Regions from separate parts of the Homo sapiens genome. Here region 2 is linked to region 1. The links are chromatin loops, found by intact Hi-C in ENCODE. Cell type or tissue: CD4-positive, alpha-beta T cell. All regions are shown on one strand. Links, peaks and the distances in the headings refer to the core of each region. The heading gives the core; the rest is flanking DNA.

The links. Peaks named below come from ENCODE experiments on the same cell type or tissue, not always from the same donor. Only the 100,000 strongest peaks of a DNase experiment are listed, where the experiment ranks them.
Region 2: a loop joins it to region 1, with 3 times the contacts of the local background. A loop is called at or near these places in 6 of 110 quality-filtered maps.

The regions. Positions count from the first base shown.
Region 1 is chr1:67,750,766-67,767,121 of GRCh38, reverse strand. The region is part of intron 2 of GNG12 (G protein subunit gamma 12); the gene reads left to right. It overlaps LOC105378781 (a long non-coding RNA gene), which reads right to left and starts at 12,374. Exons shown (of 4, transcript XR_007066163.1): 1 at 11,849-12,374. In CD4-positive, alpha-beta T cell, for the core only: CTCF peaks have their summits at 6,524 and 6,723 (motif pointing right); a DNase peak (open chromatin) is centred at 6,661; H3K27me3 peaks cover 211 bases.
Region 2 is chr1:67,231,066-67,239,065 of GRCh38, reverse strand. IL23R (interleukin 23 receptor) reads right to left here. Exons shown (of 11, transcript NM_144701.3): 8 at 2,264-2,353. Among named protein-coding and RNA genes, the nearest start is that of IL23R, 69 kb to the right of the region's middle. In CD4-positive, alpha-beta T cell, for the core only: a CTCF peak has its summit at 4,872 (motif pointing left); a DNase peak (open chromatin) is centred at 4,875.

The sequences.
Region 1 (16,356 bases), core at 3,414-11,413:
TCCAATGCCCTGTAGCTAATGTGATATTCCTAATTTTGTATGATTTTTCTAAAGAGGACCCCCAAAATTGTATAAGGCTTAGAACCCACAAAAACGATCTATCCATGGGTCAGGGACACACACACTCTGAGCCTTCTGCCTTGTATGGTTGCTAGGGTGCTAAAACTCACATTTGATTCTCCCTTGGGAATAGGCATTGCCTGTGTATGCCCCTTCTGTAGCTAGACCTGCATTCCCTAAGAGGACACCTAACCCTTTCCGTGAGGGGGAAGCGAGGCCCAGCGAGGAACTGCTGTCCAGGCATCTTCCTGACCACCAGATGCCATCCTCAGGGTAGAAAGGGCCCCGTTTGTGCAGGAAGGGAGGGCAGGCACTCAGACCTCCAGCAGCTTGCTTTGTGGTTTCTCAGAGGGAGGCCCTACAGAGGAGACCGGGTGGGAGGGAGCCCCGTGTGAGGCTTCACCTGGCTTCAGAATTTCCCCAGTGGAAAATTCTCCTGGAAAAAAAAAAAAAAAACACCAACATATATTCTTGAAAGTGTATCATCTTTGGCAAAACCATAGCTGTGATCTCAAGTTTGAGGAGAATGAGCTGGCCGGCCTTCAGGGTTGTGCTGATTAAGCCCTGCTTATGCTCCGCCGTAATCACATTCCCTCCCTCTTACTGTGCCGAAGGGCTGGGCTGCTTTGCTCATCAGCCGAAGTGAAATGTATTGAGAAGAAGCAGGAGCGCGGAAAGACCCCTTTGTATGTGAATATCTTTCTAGCACTGTGCGAAAATCAGGGTTTGAAAATAATTTCCCCTTTCGGTGAAATGCGAGCCAACTTCGCCCCCTAGAGGAGGACCAGAGAATTGTTTAAAATGAGCCCTCAAGGGCATTTTTATTGTTCTGATTGATAATTTGGAAAGATTGTCAGCCTGTAATTAGGTGGGACTTTGAAAGGGGCTTGTCTATGAGGGCATTGTTTAGGGGTGTGTGTGTGTGTGTGTGTGTGTGTGTGTGTGTGTGTGTGTGCGTGTGTGCCTTGTTTTGTTTGAGTTTTTGCCTTGAGATATTATTGTAAACTTAGGGTTGAATACTCTTATAGCTATAAAGAATAAAATGGTTTAAATGCCACCAGGCTTAAGGCTCACAGCTGTTACATTTATAGTGGACTTTTTTTTGGCCAGATTTTCACCACTACGTCTAGTTACAACAAATCATTGTTAGTCTTGAGTTTCCTTTCACTCCTTGGGGTTGTGGCAGACGTAAAGCCCACTAGAAAGCAGGAATTTTCAACCACAAACTGGATATGTATTAGAGATCCTAAATTATAGACTTTAGCTATGTCACCCACATTGAAATCTTTTTGATTTAGTCCTGCTAGTTTATTCGCATCGTTTCATTTACACCTGCTACTAACAACTGCCAGATTCAGTCACAGGTTGACTAGGTAGTAGTTATTTCACTACTGCTTCCTATACTTTTTGTGTATTTTTAAAAGAAAAATGCAAAACAGGCAGAAGAATAAGGGTTGAAATATACAAACCTTTCTATGTATTTCATCTTCTGTTAAAATATGATCTTGTTCTAACACCTTTGTTAAGCGTTTGTTGATTATTCAGCTGCTTTTAATTACCAAATCTGACCCAATTACTTAGCTTCTAATGTGTTCCCTTTATAAACAAAGCCTTTATAATAAAAATCTTATCTACCATCTTTTGTCTGTAGGTAAATATGTTTATCATCTTCATTGTTCTAGATCTTCATCCCTCAAGTGCAATATACAATCATAGTGTTTATATTAGTAATAATTTTAATGTTTTTTTTCTTTCTCTGCTCTTAGAAACACTGAACTGTACTTCAGTATTTGATGGCATGGCATTGTTAAGAGATCGTTACTCGTGCATCAGCTTAATCGCCTACTGGGGGCTGTTTCCCTTAGAAGGATGTGAAAAGAAAAGAGTGTGCATACATTTTATAGATTATTATAAGTTATTTTTTCAGTGCTTGACAGGGGCATCTAATGACTATTGATAATATTCTTATATATTTTGTCTACTTTAATTTTTATGTATTCTTATATATTTTGTCTAATTTTTCATCTCATGCAAGGAAATAATTTTTTGACAATATAATCTGTTGCTTTTTGACCCAAGTGTTTGGAAACTAATTGCCTGAAATACCAAACAGGCTTTGTTTGGAGAAAGACGGATATATTTTTCCCAGGTCTAGTTCCTGGACGATTCCTCTGTGTTCTTGCTACTTGACTCACTCTGACAAAGTCCAGAGGTGATAGTGAGCCCTGGGGAGCTGCAGTTTCTGCTAGACCAGAGTAACTCCAAAGCACAAGCAGATTGATTGTTTTTGCATGAACACCCATCTTCCTTGCTTGTGGCCATAGCCACCACCCCGGTTATTGAAGGAGAACACACACACATATACACACACGCATATACACACAGCTGTTAGTACCTTTCTGTCTTCTTGGACATCTGTTCCCTTTCCACTGTTGAAAGTGGCCATTAATCTAGTGTTGAGACAGTCTCATTCATTAATGGTCCCTCAAAGTCAGGTAATTGCAATGCTGAGCAACATCAGGATGGTATCTAAGTTCCCTCTAATTTCAGAGCATTTTCAGGCTTTCATTATTATTCACAAATTATAATACGCTGAAGTTTAGACTCTGCTGACTAGGACAGACAGAGGAGAAGGGTAGGCTTTGGAAGTGGGTACTTGGGATAGGTCAGAATAAGGGTTCGTATTTTTAGTAAGAGCAATGTTTTGGAGACATTTTGATAGAATTTTATGGTAAATGCCAAGAGATGCCCCACCTCTTTCTCCTGGTCCCCCAGCTGCAGCTCACTGGCTCATTTGTCTTTCTCTACGCACCAGACTATTCCCTGTCTACCTGGAGCACTGCCTCCAGGTACTCATTGTTGCACCAGCCTGTGTATTTCATATCCCTTACCACAATCCATATTTTCTTGTTTATTTCTTTACTTGAGACCTTGATCTCACACCTAAACTACTGGCCCAGAATATACACTCAGTATTTACTGAGTGAATGTGAAGGAGTGAACGAATGAGAAAGCAAACAAACAAAGGAATATATTCAGAGGCATGACAGGAGCAATGCCGTTTATAACCACAATTTAAGGTGAAAGCCACTAAAACAGCAGTGCAATACTAGCATGTCAGTGCTCAAGGCTTGTTAGCCTGACATGGAGTTCACACTCCATCCTTTGTTAGACTGCAAATTGACAGAGCTTCTTAGACAAAAGTTGTTAATATAGTAACAATCTTAACATATTCTTTTAAATGGATAAATTATTAATATAAAAATTAATGGTGGAAAGCCAATCAGTAATTCATAGGGTGGGAGGGGGGTGGATTTGGAATTATAGCAAAATTATAAAAACAACCTAAAATTCTCTAATAAGGACATGCTTGTGTAAAATGGAATTTGTAGTCCCAGCTACCCTGGAGGCTGAGGCAGGAGGGTTGTTTGAGCCCAGGAGTTTGAGGCTGTAGAGCTATGTGATTGCACCACTGCACTCTAACTTGGGTGACAGAGTGAGACCCTGTCTCTTACCAAAAAAAAAAAAAGTGATGGATATTTATTTCTGTGGTATCCCTACCAAACGTGCATAACCTGCATCGAATCAGGAAAAAACATGTGCAAACCCAAATTGAGGGACATTCCACAAAATAACCAGCACTTACTCTTAAATATTAATAACATTAAAAACCAAGACATACTCAGGAAGCATGCCAGAGTCAAGAAGACTAAAGAGACATGACAGTTGAACATAATGTATAATTTTGTATTTTCTTTTCCTGTAAAGGACATTATTGGGATAATCACCAAAATCTGAATAAGGTTGTAGATCAGATAATAGTAAAATATCAGAGTTAATTTCCTGATTTGACTAATTGGTGTGGTTATATATGAGAATTCCTTATTCTTATTCATAGGAAGTATACACTGAAATATTTAGGAGTAAAACTTCATATTGATTCTCTCTCTCTCTCTCTCTCTCTCTCTCTCCTGGGAGGGTAGGGTGTTAAATATAGTAAAATGTTTACATTTGAGGAACCCAAATCTGGGTGCTTTGCGACTATTCTCTAAGTCTGAACTTATATCAAAATAAAAGTTAAAACATGATGCTTATAAAGACTTTATAATCACATAGGGAAATGCTTTTGCTAGAACGGAGCAAAATATAAAGTTGTGCAGCAGAGTATAATTTAGACTACCTTAAAAACTCAATCTGATCAAGGTTTCCTTTGATTTTTTAAAAAAGGAAGAACAAAAACTCCCAAGAAAATATTAGAAGGAAATATAACAGCATGTTAACTTTTACCTTCTGTTCACTTTAATTATATTTTACAAATTTTTCACTAAATTGCATGTATTTTGTGAAAAATTAGGGGAAAAAAATTAGGGAAAAAAACTTTAAAAAGAGATAAACGCTAATGCTCAAAAATCTGAGTGAATCTTACTCTGCGTCTTTACCACCACATACCCCATTCCAGTAGAAGGATGCCATATATGTATGTATGCATGTAGAAGGTATATATGTACATAAATACATACTCTTTTAAACTTTTCTCTTGTTTTTCTTTACTTTTTGTATTATTTTCCCTCAAAATAATTTCTTGTATTTTGAGGGAAATCCTGTATTGGGCAGGATTATAAATGAGATGACCTCTTAAGCCTCTTCTAGCCTTACAGTTCCTTGCCTTCCTTTCCAGCTCTTTGGGAATCAGCACCTCCTCAATCCAGAGGCTGTGCTAGCTAGGTACTGAGTACGTAAGGATGGTTAAGCCACCCCACTTCATCTTTTAGAGATGTTTCAAGTCCATGGGGTAGGCAGATAAACAAGTCAGTGATTACAATCTTGTGTTAGGTACTGGGCAAATGTGGCAGTTCCTACTGTGGACAGCCTTGGGTTGGGGGCGGTGGTGGTGGTCAGGCAAAAGAAGGTATTGATCTGTAGCCCTAGAAAGTTCAGTGAGAGCTTGCCATTTGGAAAAGCTAGCAGAGCATTCTAGGCTAAACATTGCAGCATATCTAATGTATGTTCTCACCAAGACCCACTGGAGTATCATTCTGGAGGCCCTGAACAAAGAGGCCAGAGTCTTACAAGACCTGGGAAGCTCTAGGTCCCACTGGGTCTGCTTTCCTGGGTGTGGGAGAGAGTGGTCTGACTGCAGGTGGCAGGAGTTGCTTTCTTTGGTCCTGGAGTGGAGCCGTGATTAAACTCAATGTCCCCATTTCCCATTTGCAGGATCACTGAGAGAGTTTTCCTGATTGCCCCTGCCTCTCTCCCTGCACCCTCCCTCACCCGACAGAAAGCGGATGGTGTGCACATACCCTCAGGGAGGGTAAGGGACTAAGGGTTAACGGGAATACCTCGTTGGAGAGTTTGCCGATCTCGGATATACCCTGCTGAACTGTTGGAAATGTGTTTTATTTATTTGGAATCATAAAACCAAAGAGCCAAGTCGACCTGCACTTGACCTTGCAGGCTTTGTAGATACTTCTAGGGACCCAGAATTACCCCAAAGCAATGTTGTTATTGAACAAGATGCCCCCTGTTTCCCTAGACAGTAACTCATCATTGAACCATTTGCCTGGACCCATTATCCATTCCCTTCATGAGAGCCTGAGGACACCAATACATAAGGTTTAAATCCACCATTCAACAAAATCAGACAGAACAGAGATTCAGGATGCTACAGCTGAGTGAGGTTGGAAGCCTCTCTGTTTATCTTGGAAATCTTTTAAACTATTTTAGAGCATGATTTTTCACTCAGTTATTATTTGTATCTTAAAGCTGTCTCATAGGTTGTGAAGAAGATTGCCTGAACTGAGAAATTCAGGGCGTGGCACAGAGTAAGCATTCAATAACTTCCAGCTGTTATTCATAAATATTGACCAGCACAGTGTATAGAGAGGGAACACTAGACTCTTGGTCAGGAAAACCGACCAAGGTCTAATCCCAGCTTTACCCCAGAATCCTAGAAGTGAAGGGAAACTGATCTGGAAAGAGGTCTTAGAAATCTTCCAGTATCTAGCACAACTTTATTTCAGAAACTTAGACCTAGAAAGGCATAGGAGCCCTGTTTGTTACCCACAACTTAAATGTTCTCCTGCACATTTTCAAAGCAAGAATAATAATCGCACCCCCATTATAGGATTGTTTCAAGTCAAGGATGAAGCGAGTTGGTGTACATGAAACTCTTGAAGCAGAGTCCTTAATACATATTAGCTGGTATTGTTATTGTGGATTCTCTGTTTATCTTCCCCTCCTATTTGACTGCAAGGATCGAGACGTGTCCTCCTTGCTTACTGTCATGTCCCCGGCATCTGGCACAGTGCCTTACTCAGGAGGTGCCCAGTCAATGTTTGTTGAATAACTGAAGAAAGTATCTTGCTGAGGATCAAATTTAGGCCAAGTCTGAATCAGAATACGAGTTCTAACACTAAGGTTCAGTATTTCCACACAGTTCTACATTAGCTTTGACTTTAGGCAAGTCGCTTCATTTCTCTGTGCCTTGGTTTCTTTGCCTTGAACACGATCCATCAGGTTTTTCCTGGTCATGAGCAACGTGTGTCTTAAAGCTAAAGACACACATCACCCGTCCATCAGCCTTTTCGGGCAACCCATGTTTGTGCTCCACTGGCCACTAGGTGTCGTGGTTGGTCAAATATCAGAGAAAGCAAAAAATAAATAAAAATAAAAATAAATTGAACTGATTGACCTACCAACCTACCAAATGATGGGAGTGAGCTTATACAGTTATTGGAAGCTAGTTACCTCTGGATGAGTTGGCTGAGTTGCCTTGGAAACTCAGGGAGTTGCCCAGGATTTGCATGCGTGGACTTTGAAGCAAAGCATAGATTAGAGCCCACAGCTGTACTCACACCAGCTAGCACCTTGGACTCACTGGAACGTCACAGGGCCTTGGTTTCAGTAATGTAATGCATGTAACATGCTCAGCACTTCGCCACAGTGAAGGAAGAGCACTACAAAGTTAGTGGTTATGAGGGCTACTTCTGGTATTTGATACTGTAAAATGCTGCTTTTCTGTTCCTTGCCACGCCAACTGCTAAAGCTTTGAAGGCTTTCTGCCTTGCTCCCTGCTTTACAAAGCCAAATTTTTAAATAGCCCCTTAAACAGTAGAGTGGACAGGGTATCAGTATCAGGTTAAAAGGGCAGCCTAGAATATTTGGAGGGACACCAGAACTCCTTGGAATGTCACTGTGGAGCTTAGTCAACACAAAGCAGAGTGTTTTATACATGACTGGGACCCAGAGTGGAGGGAAGTGAGTGAGCATTGTTGAAAAATGGCCTTCACTGAAATTGCTCAAGTAAGGGTTTTCTTTGTTACATGGACTGTCATTTAGATCTAGGTGCCTTCTTTTTAAAATAATTTGGGGAAGCTTCTAGGAATAACAATGACTAGTATTTATTGCACACTTACTATGTATAAGGTATTATACAAAACATCATACTTGCATGATTTCATTTAACTCTCACAGCAACTCTTTGAGGTACATATAGTTCTTATGTCCATTTTGTAGATGAGGAAATTGAGGTGCACCAAGATTATAATAATTACAGCCAACAGATATTCGCAGGTCACACAGGGAATGGGTGAAAGAGTCCGAACACAAACCCAGGCCTACCTGATTCCAGAATTCGTTTTCTTAATGGCTACACTGTATTGTCTCCCACAGTACTTTGGATGCAGTTAGGCACTTGACCAGTGTTTACTGAGGTGAATAGTTCTCAGACTATAGTTAGCCAACACAGAGAAGACTGCCTACGCAGGAACCATAGAGATCTTGACACTCCTCCCACCCAAAGCCACATGCCCTCTGGCCTCCATTAGTACTGTGGGATGTATATGCTGTTCCATGTGCTGGATTTCACCCCTAACTTCTTAAAACATTTTTTATTGTTGTATAATAGTTGTGCATATTTGGGGGATACATGTGGTATTTTGATCATGTATACAATGTATAATGATCAAATCAGGGTAATTGGGCTGTCCATCACCTCAGACATTTATCTTTTGTTTGTGTTGGGAACATTGCACATTTTTTTAGCTGTTTTGAAATATACAATAAATTGTTGTTGACTCTAATTTTTCTACTGTACTGTCAGATACTAAAACTTATTCTTTCTCCCTAACTGTATTTTGGGACCCCTTAACCAACTTTTCATCCCCCCCTTCCCTTCCCAGCCTCTGGTAACCACCATTCTAGTCTCTACCTCCATGAGGTCTACTTTTTTAGCTCCCATACATCACTCCTAACTTTTTGTTGGTAATAAGGTATTCCTCCATTGGAGCAATCAGGAAAAGGCAAATGTTTTTAAGACACGCTTCCACAGGGAGCATCTTAGCTGATTTTATTTGCTTCATGTTTTTCTCTCAAGGACTTTTTTGGGTGGGTTTGTTCTATAGTTGTATCCAACCTCATCTTTCAAGCATCTAAAAGCCAGGGCTGACAGGTTACCAGGGATGAGCCCAGCCCTCTCTGCTGTACTATCAATGTGTGCTCCAGTGTGCATATAGCAGCCACTCAGCCCCTGTCCAGCATGCTCCCCAATCCTGACACCAGGCCAATGCCAAGCTGTGTGAAGAGCAGAGAGGGGTCTGCTGCCCAGGTTAGCGAGCTGGCCGCTGCTACCAGCCAATAGTATTTCATCGTCATGGCGAAATACTAGGTCTGAGGAGGGATAGCAGGACCCAGGCCACATTAATCCTTCTCCAGGTGTATTAGTTCAGTCCCAAGGGTTTGGTTGTTTGTTTATTCTAATGTGTTGCTGCAATAGGAAACCCAAAGCTAGGGCTGGACGCAGTGGCTCACACCTGTAATCCCAATACTTTGGGAAGCCTAGGCAGGCAAATTGACTGAGGTCAGGAGTTTGAGACCAGCCTGGCCAACATGGTGAAACCCCATCTTTACTAAAAATACAAAAATTAGCCAGGGGTGTGGTCGTGGGTGCCTGTAATCCCAGCTCCTCGGGAGGCTGAGGCAGGAGAATTGCTTGAACCTGGGAGGCAGACACTGCAGTGAGCCGAGACCGTGCCACTGCACTGCAGACTGGGCGACAAGAGTAAAACTCTGTCTCAAAAAAACAAAAAAGGAAACCCAAAGCCAAACTAAAACCTCCTTTTCAGACCTGCGATTCTGAGCACAGAGACTCGTTTATGTAACCCCTGTCCATTGCTGCGTTTTCTTTTTAAGTGAGCTGAGCCATCTCAAATCTTTCTCAGAACTTCCCAACACTCCCCAGTGTCCTTGGGGACCCCTAGTTCAGCCTTCTCAAAGAAAGCAGTGCTTTTCCTTCTGAATTTTTCTCCCTGTAAATACAAGATTTTTTTCCACTGTGACCAAAATCACACATATCAAAGGAGATGGAGAGGGAGTTTGGAGCTTCTGGAGGGAAGGCAACAGTCAGTATAGAGCAAGGTCCCCCGGAAGGCAGGAGGGCATGAGGTGGAAAGCCCTAGTGGAAAGGCTCCCATTTGTGATAGTCCCTTTGGCCCTACTGCTTGGCATCTTCCAGCCATGTCGGTCTTTGGTTGCCTTTCCAGTATGCAGCTGGAAGCAGGTTGGTGTTGGCTTTGTCATTAAAGAGCTAGTGGACACTTGAGTGACGGAAGGAGACATGAGTGATGAGCCAAAGGAGATTCTGGGCTCATGCGAATGTTTTTCTTTCTCTTGTCTAGAGTGGTGCTTCCTGCCTGTTTCCTCATGTAGGCTGATCATTCCTAATCCAGGAATCTGAAATCCTCCAAAATTCAGAAATTTTTTGAGCACTGACATGACACCAGAAGTGGAAAATTCCCTGTCTGACACCTTTGCTTTGTGATGGTTCAGTGTGAACAAACTTTGTATCATACACAATATTTAAAGTATATAAAATTACCTTCAGGCTCTGTGTATAAGGCCTATATGCAACATAAATGAATTTCAAGTTTAGACTTGGGTCTTATCCCCAAGATATCTCATTATGTATATACAAATACTCCAAGATCTGAGAAAAATCCAAAAATTTAAAACATTTCTGGTGACAAGCATTTTGAATAAGGGATACTCAACTTAAATGGCACATTTAGAAAAGTCGTACTATAGCATGGAGGAAGATGCCCACAGCTGGAGGCTCTGGATGGTCCAGGCCCTGTCAGGCCACCTGGGGCTGAGGCATACCTGAACCTCAGCAGGGTACACCGGCTGAGAAGCCCTGGTACAGAGAATCATAAACCTTGCAGTGCAGATGACCCGGGCAGACCAGTTGATTGGTTTTAGAGATTGGCCCAGCTTCTTGATAGGACCTGTGAAAAAGCTGGGGGTCAAAGAGGTATGACCCCTTGAACTAGATCACAGAGGAATCTGTGGCCATGCTGGGACCAGAGCCATTCCTGTGCTCACCTAACTGTGAGATGTGGTAAATGAGGAGGCGGAGCGTCACATCACACACATATGCACACACACGTGCACTCATGCTCACACCAGGTTAAAACCATCACACCCTATCTTGTGGCCTCCAAGTCAAACCCACTCCCCATCCTGAACCCAGAAGATGGGAAACTGGTGTCCAGAGCCATCATCCTTTGAGCAGCAGCCATAGCACCACATGCTCTTGAAAACCCAGGCCTGACATTATTTGTCATTAACCTGTTTCCAGCCTGAGAAACCTGTGGTATTCCACAATGAATTACTGTAGCAGCCCCTCAACTGGCCTTGCTGACTTCAGCCTTGTCTCTCCTACCTCATATTACAGTCAGAATTAGCTTTTTATAAACTACAGACCTGATCATGCTACTCTTCTTTTTATTTATTATTTTTTTGGTCCCTTCCTGTATGATAAACTTACCCTTTGTGTTCAGATACTCTTCTGAGAAACCTTCTCAATGCACCAGGTCTGGCCTTGGAATCTCTATTGCACCCTCTACCTTACCTATTATAACATTTACTGCACTCTTTTGAAGTTGTCTGTTTTTCTTCCTCCCACTCCCACACTCTAAGCCCCTTGAGGACAATGGGTTCGTCTTACCTGGCTGAGCCCCAGGGCCAGGCACAAGTAAGATGGGCATTCAGCACACATCCAGTGGGCAGCTCTGCTGCTCAAACTTTTATTTTTTTGCTTCACTGTACAAAGCCTAGTTCTGCTTGTTCTATTTTAAGGCTTTAGCATCTTGGTGGATCAAGGCTGTCATATAAACAAACAAAACCTTACTACCAGTGATCTCCTAGAACCAGGATATATTTAGCACTATTTGTCGGTAATTACTGTTCGTTATGACCTTAGGACATTATAAAAGTCCTAAGTGCTCTTGACTCATCAGAGGCAAATTAAATTATTCCTTTAGCAAACATTTTGAGTATCCACTTTGCACAAAGCATGTGTTCAGTACAGTGAGGTATATAAGGATGGATGTGATAGGTTTGCCTCCTAGAGTGGACTGTAGAGCTTTTATATTTTGTTCATGTTTCTTCCTACATTGAACATTTGTAAAAATAAATGAAGAAATTAAGCCCCTGAAGAAGGCCCATCTACAGGTTGTGAGACCTTATAGTGTGAGGCCGGAAGACGATGCTGGCTCTTCATTCAATCTCAAGAGTAGGACAAGCCACCAGCCTCTGGGAGATACAAGGATCTATCAAAATGCAAATGCTGCCCTTAAAAAGACCACAGTCTAAAACAAGAAACAAGATTTGTACCTAATAAGTACCTCTAAGACAAAATAGGAAGTGAAAAGTGCCCAAGAATCTGTAATCTGTTTGAGCTCCAAGTAACAGAAAACCCAATTCAAAATGGCCTAAACCAAAGGGAACTTACCATCTCATATAAAAAGAAGTCCACATGTAGTCTGCTTCCAGTTTGGTAATTCAGCAGCTCAACACCATCAAGCTCTTTCCACCTACTCTGCTATCCTCAGAGCATCAGCAAGCTCTCCTCCTAGGTACAGAAAGGTCAAAGGCATCCCATCCTCTTGTAACAACGCCAAGGCGGACAGATAAAGAACTGTTTCTTATGCATCTCTCTATGAATGAAGAGACCTTTCAAAATTCCCAAGCCAACCTCCCCTCATGTCTCACTGGTCAGAACTGGGGCACATGCCCACCACTAAACACTCAGAAGTGGTCTGGGGCCATCCATGTGGCCTAGACCAATCTGGATTTACCTTCATCACATGAGGAAAGAGTGAACTTGTTCTACCAGCAGAGAGGAGGGAGTTAGATGGCTGTCAGGTAGCAGGCTGGAGTGCCTGCTACACAAGGAGTGATTAAAAACCTTCCACTGCTCAGAGGAGAGCAAGGAAGTCCTCACGGAGTGGCCTCTAATGCAGAAGACCAACAAGTGTGCTCGGTATCCTGATGGGAGAGACGGAGGTGCTGTGGCTTCCTGCATCAGCACTGCTTCCTGCAGGAAGCGATATCTAAACTGTGGACAGAACTTTAAAAGGGGAGGGTCACAGTCAACTTTTCTTTACAGAAACATCACTTTGGGTGTGCAGAGTGGATTGAGGGGAGGTAGAGAGACCAGCTAGACAGCCATGGCTGTGCTACAGTGATCCAGGGGCCAGCTGCTTATACTCCCAACTAGGGTGGGGCAGTGGGGTAAAAATATACTAATTTGAGAAATATTGAGGTGGCGTAAGCAGGACTTGGAGACAGAAGAAGGGGTGTGGTGGAGGAGTGGGGAGTCCAGAACGACTCTGGGGTGTCTGGCTTCGGCAGCTGCCTGGATGACAGTGCCACTCCCTGAGCTGGAGACCACAACAATAGGCGGAGGTTTGTGGTGGGGACAGGAATGATGAGTTCAGGTATGACCGGGGCTTAGTGTGTGGGAGGTAGGCGTGGTTGGGACCAAGCTGAAGAGGTGACCGGCAGTCATAGCACACAGCACCTGTGGGCCAGGCCAAGAGCTTGCCCTCCAGCTGCCCAGAAATCTGTACAGAGTTGGAGGTGAGGAGAGATGAAGGAAAAGAAATAACATGCGCAGAGGTGGGGAGCTCACAACTCTCCGGGCACGACCGGGAACAGAAAGTTGTTACACTGAGCTGCACAAAGTGGCCCAGAGGAGAGTGGCCAAAGGGGCAGGGCATGCTGGAATGACAACAGCAGCCCGTGTAGGGCAGCCTCATGAAGAGGAGAAGGGAGCGCCTACCTTTACCCTGGCAGAGTGCTCACATACACTGCCACACTTAACGCCCGCCACCTGTCCTGCTGGGCAGGCATTCTCTCACCGACACCACAAAAACAACTCAGACAGAAACCACCCAAGGGGATCAGGGCAGTTCTAGAAGTAGCTCCCCGTTTTCCAGTCTCAGGCCAGTGCTGTCTTTACTACAGACCCCTTCAAAGATCTTTATTCACCACTGACCGAACACTTTAGTAAGTGCTAGGGATACAGAGCACAGTCCAGTGTGGGAGGTACAGAAAGGCAAATTGCAAACCCAGCAGTGAAGCATGGAGGCAGAAGCTGAGCTGTGAATGCTTTTCATGCTTGGAGGGGAGGTGCATGCGAACAGCTGATTCATGGAAGGTATCGGGGCTGCCCTGGCCCCCGCTTCAGTTCTGGCTGGCCTGCCCACCACTCCTTACTTTATGAAGTAAATTTCCTCCAGTCGCAGGACTTGTCATGGGTGATGTTCACTGTAGGGCATGAATTGAAACTCAGCAAGTACAGATTGAGAATCGCTTATCTGAAATGCTTGGATCCAGAAGTGTTTCAGATTTCAGGTTTTTTTTTTTTCAGGTTTTGGAATATTTACATTATATACTTACCAGTTGAGCATCCCAAATTTGAAATGCGTCAGTAAGCATTTCATTTGAGTGTTATGTCAGAGCCCAAAAAGTTTCAGATTTTGGAGGATTTTGGATTTTCAGATTTGGGATGCTCAACTTGTATTTGAAAACAAGAACTTAAAAAAAAATTCTTTCAACATAATTACCAAACACCCACTCTATATTCAGCAGTGTTCCATGTGCTGGGCATTGAAAGGTTAAGTAAGACATGGGTCCTGCTGTTGTGGAGCTAAGTAGGGAAGAGGGCACATGGACAGACCATTGTAGTATGACAAAGTGAATGCAGTGGTGACACTGTAGGAAGCAAAGGGAGGCCAATAATTCAGCGTAGCAGTCACCTGGAAAGGTTACTGGAAGCCATAATACAGGTCAGATTCGAGCCACCTTTCCCTGCCTTGAGATTTTTGTAAGGACACAGGGACATAAATTGGCACTTAGTGTCTAACAGTGTCTGGCAATGGATGATATCCCATATTATTTGTAGCTCAGATTAGTGGAGGAATTAGCTAAGAAGTATAGAGAGAATGTTGCTAAAATAAAGTAATGATACCTTAGTCAACTGTCAGTTACTTTAAGGAAAGAAATTAAAGTATATGAAATCAATTAGAACAAAAATAGTTCATTGTTTCCAACTTATGTGATTGGGGCGAGGTGTTGAAAAGAAGTATTAACTAGCTCATGTCTGGGCCCAACAGGAAAGAACACCATGACTCATTAGTGATAGCTGCCATGAGTGCTGATCCATTAGGGATGTCTACCGTGAGTGCAAGAGGAAAAGAGGCAACCTCCATGCCACATGTCTGCATTCCTTAAATTAGAATAACAGCTCAAGGTACTGGGATCTGACTGCATGCAACCTGTTAACCCCAAACTCCTACATGCTTGGCATTTTTCAGAGACAAAGTAAACAAAGTAAACTTTCAAAATGTCTGTTGTGATCCTGGTACATTCAGACCAGTCTCTTATACTTGCTACTTCTGGACAGCTGCCCTCTTCTCTCCAGTGAGACCTGGAACCAGAGCAACATCCTGAAACGCCAAGGAAAGATGAATATGGGGTACTTAATTACTGCATTGATTCAATTATATTTCTCCCAGTGGTGGGAGAGTGAAGGAGTATACGTTAGATTTCCTGTAAGAGCTGATCAAAGAAAAGGCCTGCTAACAAGCATATGGTTATCAGAACTTCTCATTAAAGGGTCAGCGTAATCAATTGAGGATGGGCCACATTGAGTAACTATGAGGTGCTATGGGGCAGGGAAGGGACTGCAGTTTCTTATGTCTTGGTAATAACTCTTGCTGAAAGACAGATGTAATACGACCATACTGATATTTGTCATCCTTCACAGCCATTAACCTGGCATCTCTGTTGTGCCACTTAAATGCCGACTTAGCTTAGAAAGACAGCTGTGGACTCCAGAAAATGGGGAGAGGCTCACCTCATTCAGTACCCGTGTTCAGCACATTAGTCTTGAGAGAGGTTTCTGTTTGCTTATGGTTTGGGTTTGACTCTTCTAGAGCATCTGCATGATAACTCTTTCCACCAGCCATAGAGACACAAGAGATGTCTCACAAGCCATGCTGGAAAATCACTTAGATTTCTTTTCAGGATGCTATTGAATGGGAATAAGGGCCGAGGTATGGCTTTTCAGGTTACCTAAGTATCCCAGAAGCAGTACGCCAGTCGACATTTGTGTGCATGTACTTTTGTACTCAAGACCCCAAACACAGCAACCCTGACCTGTTTGAAGACCCCACCCTGGACAGGGGACAGTGTTTCCCCAGAGCTGCCACTCTTGAGGCTCTGGAGGAGACTGGGTACAGAGACCCTAACTGTGGGACAGTCAACTGAAGGTGACTGTCCTGCCCCCTGAGCCATTGAAAGCTTTTTTCTTCAGATACTATATTATTCCCAGAGGTGCCATTAAACATTCTCCCTATGCTGTAGTGAGAAGTGGCTCACAGACTCTGCCTCTCTGTTGAACAACTATAGCTTTTACTTTGAAAACTAATGTCATTCATTTCTATAATGGCTAATAAATATTTTTAGTGGCCCAGAATGCATTTTAAAACGTGTGTGTATATGCACGTGTGTGTGTGTGTGTGTGTGTGTGTGTCTGTATGTGTATCCATGTAAATGGGCAGTCCTGGTAGACTATGAGTGGATGCGTGGGTGGGTGGGTGAGGGGGTGAATGTGTGTAAATGGTTGGGAAAGTCTGGAGTGGCCCAAATAATAACTGAGGTTAAAAACTGGTGAAAAATATTTTAATGTAAAAGGAAAAACAAAAGTTCATGCATCTTTTTTAATGAGGAGCAAAAATAACTCCTTACCTGTTAGTGTTATTTTTAAAGTATATGATGAGTAATTTATTACCTGCTGCTACATATAGTGTCATAAAATATGAAAATACGACTAATAAGTGGGAAAGGAAATTTGTGCAAGTCAGCATTGCTGTAACTGAAAGAACTAGAGTTTATCCTGCACATATACTGGCAGTCTAATGTGAGTCTGAGGCAAATGAGAGAGCTCAATAA
Region 2 (8,000 bases), core at 1-8,000, 520 kb after region 1:
TGTTGGGTATTGGCTTCCCTTCCATCCTCCTTCCTCACTCCCTCCCTTCCTTCAGCAAATGTTTATTGGGTACTTACCATGTGGCAGACACTGTGTTTGCCCCACCCTAGTTATTTCACATACCGGGGTCTCCAGGCTGCCCAGCCCTCTTCTAAAGCCAATCAGCAGGCAGGAGTCTGAGTAACTCTAGCTCACTGCAAAATCTTGATGGGATATGAAATTAATGTTTTCCCAGGGCTAAAGAGCTATTTCTGACTATTTGAAGCAACTAATTGGGGGTACTGGCTGCCACACACCCTTGGGCATTAATTAGTGCCTGGAAGAGGATAGACAGCCCTCAGGTCAACACAGTGCTCGGCAAAGGGGTCTAAGCAGTAGAGCAGAATGACCAAGAGCGTGGCCTGATATACCTGGGTTTGAATTAAACTCTGCCTCTTATCAGCTCTGTGACCTTGGGGCATAATTATGAACTTGCTGAGTCTCAGGTTTTCTCTTTTGGAAAATAGAGATAATAATACTTATCTAACAGAGCTGCCATGAGTTCCTAACCTCCACTGATCCCACAGAAATATCAAGGTGTAGGTAGGTCTGTGTAGGCATCTATAATTAGGGAACTGTACTGAACCTAAGCACTTGGCTTGCAATTGATTGATAATTCAGAGTGCCCTTACCTTTCTTCATGTTTCTTTTTCTTTTTCTTCTTTTTCCTCTTTTTTTTTTTTTTCCTGAGACAGGGTCTTGCTCTGTTGCCCAGGCGGGAATGCAGTGGAGCTCACTGCAGCCTCTATCTCTGGTGCTCAGTTGATCCTCCCACCTCAGCCTCCCAAGTAGCTGGGACTACAGGTACATGACACCACACCCATCTAATTTTTGTATTTTTTGTAAAAATGGGGTTTTGCCATGTTGTGCAGGCTGGTCTCAAACTCCTGGACTCAAGCAATCTGCCTGCCTTGGCCTCCCAAAGTGCTGGGATTACAAAATGTGAGCCACCATGCCTACCCACTTCATGTTTCTTTACGACACTTCACCACCACCTGACTTTTCTTCTTGTTTTGTTTGCTGTTTTTCTGCCCTGTCTGGCTAGAATAGAAGCTCCATGAAGACAGGGGCTTTGCTCATTGTTTTCACTGCTGATTCCCCAGTACCCAGAACAGTGCCTCGTACACAGGAGTTGCTTAATGAATATTAAATAAATGAAGGTGCAAAGAATAGCAATACAACCTGCAAAAGTTCTTATACTATTCCTGCCTGATTTCTACACAAGGAGATAAATGGTCTGTCAGTGGTCAATGGTGAAATAGTCATGCCTAAAAGTTTTCAACTCGAAATTTCTATTTAGAGTTATGTTCACCCATTGTACAACCAGATCTCAATTTTTTTACGCCTAAAACGTTTAGGCAAGCTCATCAATACGATAATAGTCATGCTAACAACTGAAATGGGAGCTGGTTTGTATAAAAGAAAGACAATAGACTCCAGGACATTGAAAGAAAAGGATTTGAATTTTAGTCTGTCACTTAGCAGCTCTATGACCTTGAAAAGTTTCCTCAACTACTCTAAGTTTCAGTTTCCTCATTATAAAATAGATGCGTAACACTTATCTCATGGGTTGTTTTAAAGATTGAAGAAGATGTCTAGACAAGTCCTAGCACAAGATAGGTAAGTAATTTGTTTTGAAAGAAGTTTTTGGGTCTTGAGCCCTAGCAGCTATTAAAATAAAAATGTGGCCAGGTGCGGTGGCTCACACCTGTAATCCCAGCACTTTGGGAGGCTGAGGTGGGTGGATCACCTGAGGTCAGGAGTTCAAGACCAGTCTGGCTAACATGGTGAAACCCGTCTCTACAAAAATGCAAAAATTAGCTGGGCGTGATGGCGGATGCCTGTAATCCCAGCTACTCAGAAGGCTGAGGCAGCAGAATCGCTTGAACCTGGGAGGCGGAGGTTGCAGTGAGCCGAGATTGCACCATTGCACTCCAGCCTGGGTGACAGAACAAGGCTTCGTCTCAAAAAATAAAATAAAATAAATAAAAATTTTAAAAAATGTATACAATCTATTGCAAAAGCCGGCAAAATCCACCTAAGCCACTTCTTACATTCAGTTTTAAGCAGATCTTTGTACTTTGTCTATTATTTTCCTATGGAAGACATAAGGCATATCTTATTGTCCAGAAACTTAACACCTGATGTGATTTTTTCAGTATGATGGGTTAAAATGGGCAATTACTAAAAGACTACTCAAAAAGCCTAAGTTGTATTTTCTTACCAGAAGTAAGGTGCCCTGTAGAGATGGAAGCAACTGTTAGCCCAGAATTCCATGTGTCATGTTGGAATGCTTTTGATGTGACCTGGGGAACTTAAACCAAAAGGAAAGAGTGTCAGTTTCTTACATTTTGCACTCTGCTTGCCAAATTTCCCAACGGAGTTTCTTCCCTTGTTTAGAGATGACTAAAGTAAACCAATAACTTTAATGGGCTTGAAGGGTGGAATAAAAGCAATAGTCTTCGAGTATGTGTCTTTTCTTCTTCTTTTTATTTAATTGGGTAAATCTCAAAGGAGGAAACACTGCAAGGGCAACTATAATCTACCTAGGTTGTAAAACTTCAAGGTGTGTCCACTAATTTCATGAGGCTTCTAGGCAGCAAATACCAAAGAGCTTTATTTTACTGAGCCAGAAAAAACGCATGATAACTAATCTCTATTTGATTCCTTGCAATTGATGGTGCAATAAGGTTCAGATTTCCTTGAGGGTCCCCAAGATGTGTCACTTTTGCCTTTGCACAATCTTTGGGATGCTGTTCACCTTCTCCTGGCTCCTCATAAGAAACCTAATTTTGGTTAGCAGGCACTTTGGTGTTGTAACACCTGGGTGGGATGTCACCAATGACTTCTCTCTGCTCTTTTCTTTTCCTGGCAGCCTGGTCTAGTTATAAAGGCTGTCAGGAAACTGCTAATGAATGATTCTGACCAGGGTGGGGTGAGCAACCCTGGTACCTAACTTTCAGTCTGAACTCAAAGGGGTCCTGGTGCAGCCTTGCCAGTCTCCTCCTTCCTGATAATTAAAAGCTGACAGAAGTGACTTCAAGGACACAATTCTCCCAACTGGCAGAAGACATTTCTGAAGATGGCTCTAAGCCTTGGATCCCTGAGATTGCTTCAAGCCCTGTGTATTCCGTCACTCTGATTTCAGTGCTCAAATTTTTCTTTTAAAAAAATTACTTTTGGGGGCAGGGAGAAATCACAACTTGAGGCTGAGATATCACAGGCTTGTATAAGGAGTAGTGTGGCCCATGTGACTGTCTTTGAGAAAAGTGTCCTACATTTCCAATGAAAAGGTTTCTACGGGGCTTCAGAAATTTTTGAAAAAGGCTGGTCTGGCCAGACACAGTGGCTCATGCCTGTAATCTCAGCACTTTGGGAAGCCAAGGCAGGTGGATCACTTGAGGCCAGGAGTTGAGACCAGCCTGGGCAACATGGTGAAACCCTGTTTCTACTAAAAATACAAAAATTAGCCAGGTATGGTGGTGCGTGCCTGTAATACCAGCTACTTGGGAGGCTGAGACAGGAGAATCACTTGAACCCGGGAGGTGGAGGCTGCAGTGAGTCTAGATCGTGCCATAGCACTCCGGCCTGGGTGACAGAGGGAGACTCCATTTCACAAAAAAAAAAAAAGAAAAAAGAAAAAAGGCTGCTCTGGGTGCAGGCATAAGCGTGAGGAGGGTAGTTTTCTGAGAACAGTGGGTGAGGGATTTTAGAAGATGAAAACATCAGAAAAGCCAAAAGTTATTTCCCGTGTTTTTTGTCCTGGCTTCTCTACAGCAAGAGGAAAATGTTTCACCCGGAATTGTGACAAATCAGAAATTGTTTTTGGCTTCTCAATGCCTCGCTAAGTCTCTTTTGCTCCATGGGTATATGGTTCCACCAAACTCTGAGGGAACAAGGTTATGCCCTGATGGCCAACAGTCAGGTTTATTCATCTAAAGTGCTATCTTTACAGGCCAATGTTCATTTGCAGGGAGCTCAGGCAGGAGTCTGAATCTCCATTATTTTGAAATTTTAAGAATAAAAATACTGGCCAGTTGCAGTGGCTCATGCCTGTAATCCCAGCACTTTGGGATGCTGAGGAGGGTGTCAGGAGTTCAAGATCAGCCTGGCCAATATGGTGAAACCCCATCTCTACTAAAAATACAAAAATTAGCCAGGCATGGTGGCAGGTGCCTATAGTCCCAGCTACTCGGGAGGCTGAGGCAGGAGAATCACTTGAACCCAGGAGGCAGAGGCTGCAGTGAGCTGAGATCACACCACTGCACTCCAGCCTGGGCAACAGAACAAGACTCCATCTCAAAAAAAAAAAAAAAAAAGAGTAAAAATACTACATTAAAAGGTAACACAATTTTCAATTTAGCAAAATCATGGGCTTATAGCATATGCTGCTGTAGTATTTTTGTTTTCACTTTTATTATTTTAAAATTAGCATTTTTAATTTAAAAGTAATATATGGTGTTGTTGGCTTTTAATACAGGTTAATGTAATTCTGTTGTATAAACTACAGGTAGTTATTGGCAATGAAACTTCATTCAGTTATTAATTTGCATCATATAAAAACAATTTTCATATCTGACTAGGGTTTTATTAGCCCTAACAGGGAATAAATACAATCTTCCTTTAGAGTCTATTTGTTATCATAGTTCCAAATCAAACAGGTGCATTAAATTAAAGTCACTTATAAGAGGTGCTTAATCCTCATAGGGAAATTTCACAAGGAATCAGTTATCTAAAATAAGACAATTTATAAACAAAATTGTCAGAGAAGAAATCAAGCCAATGTTAGACATAGGACTGAAACAAAGCTATGTAGATTACATTCTTCATGGAATACTGCCACCACGTGGCTACGTCATTTCTTTTTAAATTATACTTAACATCTTTGACTGTAAAAGCGATAATTAAAGTACAGAAAAATTTTCAACAGGAGAAATTAAAAGGAGAAAAAAAGAACCATCCCTAATCCCATCCTTTTAATCCACCTGCTATTAGTGCTTTATGGTATTTGCAAGTATTTTAACATACAAAAGCATTAGCAAACACAGAATCTCACACACACACACACACACACACACACACACACACACACACACAGCCTTTATGACTGGAAACTGTTTTTTATATCAGTTCTGTCATCAGTGCATTGCCTAATTTGCTAAAAAAAAAAAAAACCTCATGATATCTTACTGTATTTGGTGTTTGTGGTGTTACGTCCATAATGAGACAGTTCCATCCTTGCAACAGAATATTAACTTATGCCTATTAATCTCACAGGACATACTTGAATATACTAAAAAAAATCCAAATTATCTTTAATTTGGGAAGAATTTTTATATAACTTGTACACACTGGCACCAAACTTTAGTCTTACAAGAAGACAATGTGCCTGTGGGAATTTAGAGTGATCTCAAACGAGAAATATGGTTTCTTATTGTTGGACAAAATTTAAAGCATAACAACTATATTTTTTGGCCTACCAAAACACCAGGCTAGTTTAATCAAATCCACTCAAAAGGACCTGGTTTTAGCAATAACGTATTCCATCTGTATTTTAAGGATGATGCCAAATCATCACCTCAGCTCTTCTTTCTACATCAACCGTACTAGTCTGTTTTCACACTGCTATGAAGACATAATCAAAACCGGATTTTTTTTTTTAAGACAGAATCTCCCTCTGTTGCCCAGGCTGGAGTGCAGTGGCATGATCCTGGCTCACTGCAACTTCTGCCTCCTGGGTTCTAGCAATTCTCCTGTCTCAACCTCCCAAGTAGCTGGGATTACAGGAGCATGCCACCACGCGTGGCTTTTTTTTTTTTTTTTTTTTTTTTGGAATTTTTAGTAGAGACAGGATTTCACCATATTGGTCAGACTGGTCTCGAACTCCTGACCTCAGGTGATCCACCTGCTTCAGCCTCCCAAAATGCTGGGATTACAGGTGTGAGGCACCGCACCTGGACAAAACTGGGAAATTTATAAAGAAGAGAATTTTAATTGACTCACAGTTCCACATGTCTGGGGAGGCCTCAGGAAACTTATAATCATGGTGATCGGGGAAACAGGCATGTCTTACATGACAACAGGCCAGATAAGTGCCAAGCAAAGGGGGAAAAGCCCCTTATAAAACCATCATATCTCATGAGAACTTACTATCACAAGAACAGCATGACTGCAACTGCCCCCACCATTCAATTACCTCCCGCGACTCATGGGGATTATGGGAACTACAATTCAAGATGAGATTTGGGTGGAGACACAGCCAAACCATATCATCAACCATGGGGCAAAGTGTGTTTTGTCATCCTTTTAAAGTGACCATTTAATGAGTATTAATTATGTCACAGGTAACATGCTAAACTTTACATGTTTTCTCTCATTTAATCCTCACAACAACCCAATCACACAGACAATATTATTATCCTCATTATACGGATAAGGAAACAAAAGAGTAGAAAGGATAAATAACTTGCTCAAAGTCACCTAGGTAGAGGGTGAAGAGTGGAAATTCCCATCCAGTTCTGACATGTAGTTTGTGCTGGTCACTGATCTCATTAAATTAATAACCTCACTTCCACAGCAGGATGGCTCAGGGTGGGAGGCAGAGTCAGCCCTGCAAGCAGCCTCTCCCAGGATGAGACTTAGCATTGCTCCACTGAGGACTCGCCATGGTGTGTTGGGGCTGCCTGGCCTTGTGGGGCTCTGGACCCCACAAGCCCTACTGTGCTAACCCATTTAGCACTGATGCTTTAAATCTTCTAGCGTAGAGTTATTTTCTTCTTAAAACCGACTACTTTCCTTTATTACACAAGTAATACATGCTAATTACAGGATGCTTGAAAAGTATAGAAGGGTATGGAGAAGATAATACAATTTTATATTTGTTTGCAAACTAGAAACTATTATTTAAAAAAAATGTTAACAGTCTTTTGTGTATGTTGGTAGCCTAGTGGAGATCATACTCTTTATAAATGTTTTGTCTTGCCTTTTTTATTCAATTTTTTTCTTTTGAGACAGAGTCTCACACCATCACCCAAGCTAGAGTGCAGTGGTGTGATCTTGGCTCACTGTAACCTCTGCCCCCTGGGCTCAAGCTATCCTCCAGCCTCAGCCTCCTGAGTAGCTGGAATTACAGGTGCACACTACCACGCCCAGCTAATTTTTGTACTTTTAGTAGAGATGAGGTCTTGCTGTGTTGGCTAGGCTGGTCTGAAACTCCTGACCTCAGGTGATCTGCCTGCCTCAGCCTCCCAAAGTGCTAGAATTACAGGTGTGAGCCACCACACCCAGCCTTATTCAATATTACTTAATAAAAATTTCCTCATTTTATTAAAAATTGTTCAAAACATCATGCTATGGCTAGTTAATGTTTCATCATGTTTTACTGTATTTATTCAATCTTACCCCTATTGAGAAACTGTATAGCTAGGTGGTTTCAAACACCAACTGCAGACTCAAACGAAACTCAGTCCAAGTCCTGGCTCTACTAGATGGAGTTCCATGGCCCTGGGCAAATTGCTTAACCCCTCAGTGACTCAGTTTCTTCATTTGTAAAATTAGATAAAAGCAGTGAGGTCATGAGGTTTGATGAGACAGTTCATATCAAGCACTTAGTACCATGTTTTACACAAATAAAACCTTAATAAGCACTAATTATTGCTATTGTTGAACTTTTAGACTGGTTCCAAATTCTTACTATTATAATTAGGTTTTGGATGTATATCATTGTACATAAATTTCCTTCCACTGATTATTTCTTAAGGCCAGATCTCTACAAGAGGAATTACTGAGCCAAAGGGTATAGACATCTCTAAGGTTTCTTTATTTACTTTTGCGCTTGCCAATCTTGATGTCAAAGCCACAGTAACCAAGGCCTGCATCATAAAGGCTTTGATTAGAGCAGACACATGGACTTTTCTGGACCTTTCAGGGGTTCTAGATATTCAAGAAAGAGGAGTCATATT